Regions from separate parts of the Homo sapiens genome. Here region 2 is linked to region 1. A link is an interaction called in ENCODE POLR2A ChIA-PET data of the cell type or tissue named here. Cell type or tissue: OCI-LY7. All regions are shown on one strand.

Region 1 (4,000 bases):
AAGACTGGATCTCCAGGAAAAACAGACTGTGAGGTCACCACATATTTAGGAAATTTCAGCTCCTCTTCACTTTTGAGCCTGACAATAGTGAGCACATTAAAGGCAGGAAACCAAAACATTTACTGAGTGCTGCACTGGGAGAAAGCAAAGGTAGGGTTGTTGTTCATAAAGAAGGTAGAAGGACAATGCTATTAACAGATTGACAGAGAGTGCTCATTATTGTGGATATTAACTCGGTGGCTTCTCCATTTTTACTGGGGCATGCAGGGCTAACAAGCAGAATTTAGACTCTATCAGTAATACTCATTAATCCAGATTCTTTTTTTTTTTTCCTTGAGATGGGATTGCCCTATGTTGCCCAGGCTGGTCTTGAACTCCTGGGCCCAAGCGATCCTCCCACCTCAAACTTTTAAGTAGCTGGGATCACAGGCATGAGCCACCACGCCCAGCTCAGATATTAAGATAGTTTAGGCCGGGCGCAGTGGCTCACGCCTGTAATCCCAACACTTTGGGAGGCTGAAGTGGGTGGATCATGAGGTCAGGAAATCGAAACCATCCTGGCTAACACGGTGAAACCCCATCTCTACTAAAGATACAAAAAATTAGCCGGGCATGGTGGCGGGCGCCTGTAGTCCCAGCTACTTGGAAGGCTGAGGCAGGAGAATGGTGTGAACCCGGGAGGCGGAGCTTGCAGTGAGCTGAGATCGCGCCACTGCACTCCAGCCTGGGCGACAGAGCAAGACTCTGTCTCAAAAAAAAAAAAAAAAAAAGATAGTTTAAATCACAAGTGACCAGTAACCAGACCTTCTTCACATTCTTAAAAACAAGTCTCTAATGAAGTAAAATGGTTCAGAGGGTAAGATAATGGGTAAGTAAAGAGAGAAGGGGCCTAGAAGGTAGGCCACAAGATAAATTCCAGACACTAAATATATATACTAGATTTTCAAAAGCTGTCTATTTTAATATCTATTAAAGGCTAAGTGCAGTGGCTCATGTCTGTAATCCCAGCACTTTGGGAGGCCAAGGCAGGTGGATCATCTGAGGTCAGGAGTTCAAGACCAGTACAGCCAACAGGGCGAAACCCCATCTCTACTAAAAATACAAAAATTAGCCAGGTGTGGTGGTGGGCACCTGTAATCCCAGCTACTCAGGAGGCTGAGGCAGGAGAATCGCTTGTACCCGGGAAGTGGAGGTTGCAGTGAGCTGAGATCACACCACTGCACTCCAGCCTCGGCGACAGAGCAAGACTCTGTCTCAAAGAAAAAAAAAAAAAAACGATCAAAATTATAAATGCATATCTCTTTTGACTCAGCAATTCCATTTCCATAAACAGAAATGGTTATATATACAATTAGGTACTAAACATAAATATTGGGTTATCCACTGAAGCACTGTTTGCAAAAGACTGAAATTAAACAAATTATGGTACACCCATACAAATACTATGTAGCTGTTAACAAAAAAGGAATGAGAAAGCTTTTATATCCTGACATAAAACAAATTTGAACATATGCTGTTAAAAAAAAAAAAAAAGCAGGTTGCAGCACAGTATGTTATCCATTTTGTTAGGAGAGAAAGAAGAGAGAGAGAGGAAAAAAATTATTTTTCCTGTTTTGATAGAGTATCTTTGGAATACCCAAGAAACTAGTAATATTGGTTGCATCTGACAAGCAGAATCTCAGTGACTGAGATATAGCAGTCAAAAGAAGACTTCTTGAAATAACTTTTTCCATCTTTAGGGTTTTTGAACCTTATGAATGTATTTTTTCAAAGTTCAAGTATTTTAAAAGAGTTGGCTCTGTTGTTTCACAGCTTTTCACGATCAAAAAACAACTGTAGCTTTTCTAACAGTTACCTGCTAATGAGAATCATGAAGCGCTCAGCCAAAGCTTGGAAGAATTTAAATGTCCTCCTCCAATTTAACAAATCTCTACCAACCACACAACACATAAGTAAGATCTGCTGTGTCATTCCTTCTAATTTCCCAGGATAAAAAGGCAATGACCTCTCACATCCACACAGAAGCAAGGACACGACAAGAGAGCTGGCCTCATCAAGGCATCCAGTGCCACATACCAACTTCACAGTCCCAGAACCCCTCATTGCCAGAAATGACTCCCAAGCCCAAACAGCTTGTGCAGGAGAGGAGAATCAAAGCACAAGGCACATTTGCTCACTCAACCTCCTTGGAGAATACTTCAAGGACATCTTTTTTTGTTGTTGTTTATCATGTCCTATTTTAGCCATTACCAGTTATCTGCCAAATGTAATAGGTAGATATATACAAGTCACCTCTCATCTCTGTTGGGTAAACAGTAATTTCCAGGCAGAGAGAGAGTCACAATATTTTGAATACAAAAGAGCAGTGGTAAGCATGTGGACAGCCTGGAGCAGATAGCAGGACAAGCACAATCGTGGACTTCTAGAGGACAAAGACCTCTCTAATAATAGGGTTCCAACCACATGAAGCACTTACTTGATGATACTTCATTCTCTTCTTCCTAGAAATAAAATAAGCATTCCTGTGGGATGTGGGAGAACCCCACAAAGGAGGAGTTACACAGTCACAATAACACTGAGCCCCTGTCCCTATCAGAACACACCAAAACTTAGAAGTCCATGAAAAGACACATAAGCCTGGAACCCAAATATTTGGGAAATAATAACAGGCCATCCTCTTATATAGTTCCTTGGCTGTGAAAGAAGAAAAACCTTAAATACATAAAAAGCAGCCATTAGTTCCCAAAAATATTCCTTTCCAAAATCGAAACGGAAAGATGAAATATGCCAGCAAGGAGCAGGGGCCAGAATAAGAAAGCCCACCTCCAGGGGCTCTGTCCAAGTGTCTCAGAGTGGTTCACACAATGCTAATGCTAGCCTGCTCTAACTCCAGTCCCTGCCCACTGCAAAGTGACAAAGATAAGACAATGTATGCTGAAGTCTCAAATCAGCTTCAAGCACTAAGAATACAGCTGAAAGGTGGAGAGGGAAAAGCACAAGAGTTTTGGTTCCATTTCTGCAAGTTTGAGCATGCCCCTTTTTCTTGGCAAGTTGGCTTTTTCACCTGTAAAATGAGAATCACCCTATCTATGATCTCACACAACCCTCTAAAAGTTCTCCATCCTATAAGTCCATATAATCTCTCAATAACATAAAAAATATCAGCACCAGAATACCACCTTCTGGGTTATTCCTCTAGAGATGGGATGTCAAGGTGGTTTAGACCATGTAAAAACCCAAATAAGCAGGTGGCAGCTGAGGAGGCTTTCAATCCCCAGAATCCCTGAAAGACCTTTTGACATCCAAAAAACGATGACCAGATGATAAGCAACAGCCCCTTTCCCACAGAGTCCACGGCAGGACAGACACTAGTAGGCAGAGTACACCAGCCAGTTGTCTTCACCCAAATCCCCATCAATCCTCACTCACCCTAGCCCTGGCCACTGACTGTCTCAGATGGACTATTTATTTGCCCTTGATTTTATTATACCCACCTAGAAATCAGGAGACCTGGGGACCTGATAAAATATTAGCAGCCCAATGTAGATCACAGCTGTGCTATGACCTAACCAAGTGTCTTTGGGGGAATCCTATAACCTCCCTGGGCCCGCCTCTTCATCTACTAAACCAAGGCGGTTTGACTAGATGAGAGAAGCTCTTGTGCAGATGGAGCAGTCTGTGTCTATGCCTCCCATGGAGACAGAACCAAAGACATAGCATGTAAACTTGGCCATGTAAGGCAGCACAAGGTCAGGTGAGCAGGCTACCTCTGTAGAGTCCCTACTAACGAGGCTCAGTGGGCAGGTCTACAGGAGGTGCTGTAGAAATACAAAGGCTTCCAATCCAGGTTTCCAGGTGCACGTACCTTTCCCGCATCCACCAGTTCTGCAATGTCATCTAAACATGGGCCACTGGCCATGAAAAATGCCCAGCGATAATGGACTCCTTTCCAGAAATGCTAAAAAGAAGAAAACAAAACATGTCAAATACAGAAAAACAT
Region 2 (4,000 bases), 130 kb after region 1:
TTGTTGCCCCAAGTTTCTTATAGTAGTCTCTGATGATTTTGTTAGTCTTTATTTGAATGATATCTCCTTTCTCATTCTAATTCTTTCATATTTTTCTTCTTACTCCTTTTTCTTATCAGGCTTTTGAGGAATTTATCTATCTTATTAGTCTTTTTGAAGAGCCATGTTTTGATTTATACTTTCTCTATATATATTTTTTGGTTTGCTTTCTATGAAGATTTTATCTTTGTTAATTTCCTTTTCCTTTTGGTTATTGCTCTTTTTCTAATATCTTAAGATGAATATTTAGTTTCTTTATTTCTCATCTTCTTCCTTAAAAAAATATAAAGCTATAAACGTTCCTCTGAGTAAACCTCCACTGTGTCCCATAGGTTTGGTATAAGTTATTCTTTTCCTTGCTTTATAGTTTGTAATTTTCCTTTAAATTTTCTCTTTGATCCACCTGCTATCTAGTAGCACATTTCTCAATTTCCATGTCATTGAGAATCTTTTAATTACATTATTTGTGTCTCAATTCATTGAATTGTGATCATGTGATCTGCTAGATCTCACTTTTTAAAAATGTATTTTCTTTATGATCAAATACAGAATTTTTTATTCTTTTTCGTGTTTCATAAACACAGCAAAATATGATACTCTCTATTTGAGGGATATAATGTCTACATATAGCCATTAAGTCAATATTATTGATCATATTAGTCAATTCCTTTCTGTCCTTAATTATTGTTTATCTATTAGACCTGTTCACTTATGAGAGAATATGTTGAAGTCCCTCACCTTCATTGTACAGTTTTGTTGGGTTGTTGTTGCATTTCTGATTGTTTTTGCTTTAGGTTTGGCTTCTATATTGTTTGGTACCTAAAGGCTTTTCACTGTTATATTTTCCTTAATGATAGTATTTCTTATATTATCATTACATAGTCACCCCTTGTAGTGCTTTTCTTCTAAAATTCCACTAGGCATTAACATTTCTACTTCTTTCTTTTTGTTTGCATTTGCCTACTCTTTGATTTTCAGCCTTTTTTATTACTATATTTTAATTGTGTTTCTTATATAAATAGGTTTTGCTTTTTTAATCCAGTGGAATAGTTTGTCTTTTAAAGAAAGAATTTAGTCTTCACATTTTGTGTGTGACTGATATAGTACTTGATTTTATTTCTTACAACTTACTTTTTTTTTAATTTTTTTTTTAATTGAGACAAGGTCTCACTCTGCCGCCCAGGCTGGAGTGCAGTAGCATGATCTCGGCTCACTGCAACCTCTGCCTCCTGGGTTCAAGCGATTCTCCTGCCTCGGCCTCCTGAGTAGCTAGGATTATAGGCATGCACCACCACGCCCGGCTAATTTTGTATTTTTAGTAGAGATAGGGTTTCACCATGTTGGCCAGTTTGGTCTGGAACTCCTGACCTCAAGTGATCCACCCGCCTCGGCCTCCCAAAGTGCTAAGATTACAGGCGTGAGCCACCATGCCCACCCCAGCTTACTTTTTCTGTAATTTATTTTTAGTGTTTTTTTCTCTCTTTCCTTTATATTAGCTTGCCTGAACAAATTATTCTTTCCTGGTTGCATTCTGACACATACTCCTCTACCAGCATTTGAAAACAAGACACTATTATCCTCACCAATACTCATCTTTTACCCCACTGAGATGCTTCTGCTTCCTCCTGATCCCTTCACTCTAACAAGATGAGAGCTTTAGGATCATTTTACTTTCTCTCTCCTCCCCTCATTAGCCCCTTAGAATCTTATTTCTCCCTCTCCTTCCACCCACCAAAAGTTGCTATTTTCTCATTTAAGCTCCTATCCCCACCCCTCCCCGACTCAGACACTCCTCTCCAAGCTTTAGCTTGCTGGGAGTGTGTTCTGCTTTTCTAACTGATTCTCCTCTCTCTCTGGCTGCTGGCCCTTTTTAAAATGGGTTGTTATTTTTTTCTGTGGGCTCATAGGTCTCAGGGTTTGGTGGCTTGTGTGTTCTAAGTGGCGGGAGCCCCATGGGTGGCAGAAGGTCCCCACAGACTGAATTGTAGAAGCCGCCAGCCCCCTGCTAATCACCTGTAGGAAACTCCCCAAACTTCTCACACTGCCCCAGCTTCCAGGTAGAGGACTCAGTCTCCCATTCAGCTCCTCCTTGGCCCCTTCAGCTAGGAAAACCCAGCACAGTCACACTAGGCTTGTGTTGACATTAGCCCTGACAGCCCCTCTCCACTCAGGATTGACTGTCTTCCCTTGTTCACCTTTGACATTATTCTCTAGGCACCTGCCCAGCCCACTGGAAGAAGGAAGCTTACAATTCTGTATGCTTGGAACCCACCAAAGCCTGAGGCCTCACTGGCACCCAGCCATCCACAGGAGTTAGCAGCTGTTTGAGTCCAGAAGGAAGAACTTTTGGAGTCGGAGGTGGGAAAGATAGAAATTGCATCCAAATTATCACATTCCCAGAACCCTCTTTTGGCCCTGTAAGTTATTCCCATAGCCATTGATCATGCAATAGCCTGGATGAAAAGAGTAGAGCTGGAATGAATAGCTACAGTCCTGGTTAACAACAGCTTGAATACAAGCTCATTCCACTCCCAAGTTTCAGGCTGGCCTATCTGGGAGACAAATGCCAACTACTGTGGTCCTACACATTTTTACCACCACTGCATGCAGAGATAAGAGAGAGTTACTGCACTTTCATTATGAAAAAAAGCAACCAAAATGGCTTGGAGTAAAAATGTAAATTTTTCCTAACCCTGCTTTATCTGATGAGATATCCACCTGCAGTGAGGAATCACTGCCAGTTTCCCCTCAGAAGGTGTAAAGATCAGGCTAGTTCTGGGAAGGAAGATTGAGTGAGCATATTATTAACCTAAATGGAATTAGATTTCCGTTTCAATAAAGATTCCCATTAAGGCTGCAAGCAATACAGCGACAGCAGTGCAGCCATAACCACCCACTGCCTGTAGGAAGATGTGCTTGAATTACACCTGGCTGTGCACCCCATTATCACTTCACAAAAGGTAGTAACTTGAGGTGGACCTCTGTGGTCACCGTGTCCTTCTGCTGATGCCACAAAGGAATCCTAGCTTGGATGCAATCAATAATCCAAACATACATTACTCATGTATCAGCATATGACAAGAGGATGACAGTGGTTAATCAGCTAATTATGACATGCTCTTTTCATCCCATAGTGTATGACTTATTGAATATTCTTGTATTTTTATGTTTAGTTGCAATGGAAAGGGTATGGCAACTATATTTTATTCAAACTGTGTCCATCAAGAAGGGCAAATCCGTATGTATGTGTGATTTTGTTTTTGTTTTTGTTTTTTTTGAGACAGAGTTTCGCTCCTCTTGCCCAGGCTGGAGTGCAATTGCGCGATCTTGGGTCACTGCAACCTTCGCCTCCCAGATACAAGCGATTCTCCTGCCTCAGCCTCCTGAGTAGCTGGGATTATAGGCGTGCACCACCATGCCTGGCTAATTTTTTTGTATTTTTAGTAGAGACGGGATTTCACCGTGTTGGCCAGGCTGGTCTCAAACTCCTGACCTCAGATGATCCACCCGACTAGGCCTCCCAGAGTGTTGGGATTACAGGGGTGAGCCACCACAACCAGCGAAATCCATGTTTTTATATCCCTGGGGGAGGCATTGCCAGGGCCTGCCATACTGGGGTAAGCAGCTACTCCAGAGTCTTTGTCCTGTTTACCTATTTCAAGTCTAATGAAAATGTCAATTCTCTTTTAAAAGACTTAGGAAAGACGTCACACACTGGCATCCTGTGAGCTGCTGCAGCCCTCAGATTTGTTTTGTATGAGCAGCAGGTTTTTTCATTGTGTTTTTGTTTTTGTTTTTTTCAATGAATTCACTGCCAGTCTTCAAAACTCTGCCCTCAGATTTGTTTTGTATGAGCAGCAGGTTTTCTCATTTTGTGTGTGTGTGTGTGTGTGTGTGTGTGTGTGTGTGTGTGTGTGTTTAATGAATTCAGAGTCTCTAAAAAAAACTAAGAAAATCTAAC

Evidence for each region. ChIA-PET counts read pairs that join two places held together with the same protein. Peaks named below come from ENCODE experiments on the same cell type or tissue, not always from the same donor. Only the 100,000 strongest peaks of a DNase experiment are listed, where the experiment ranks them.
Region 2: POLR2A ChIA-PET joins it to region 1 with 7 read pairs; 2 of 35 experiments call an interaction of 5 or more read pairs at or near these places.

Annotation. Positions count from the first base shown.
Region 1 is chr6:106,579,463-106,583,462 of GRCh38, forward strand. It overlaps RTN4IP1 (reticulon 4 interacting protein 1), which reads right to left. Exons shown (of 9, transcript NM_032730.5): 8 at 3,866-3,958. Among named protein-coding and RNA genes, the nearest start is that of RTN4IP1, 48 kb to the right of the region's middle. RefSeq lists a silencer at 1,819-2,019. In OCI-LY7, no CTCF peak of the experiment used is centred here; no DNase peak of the experiment used is centred here.
Region 2 is chr6:106,711,691-106,715,690 of GRCh38, forward strand. It overlaps LOC105377927 (a long non-coding RNA gene), which reads left to right. Exons shown (of 4, transcript XR_942841.3): 3 at 2,254-2,397. Among named protein-coding and RNA genes, the nearest start is that of LINC02526, 18 kb to the left of the region's middle. In OCI-LY7, no CTCF peak of the experiment used is centred here; DNase peaks (open chromatin) are centred at 1,923 and 3,771; H3K4me3 peaks cover 823 bases; H3K27ac peaks cover 2,512 bases.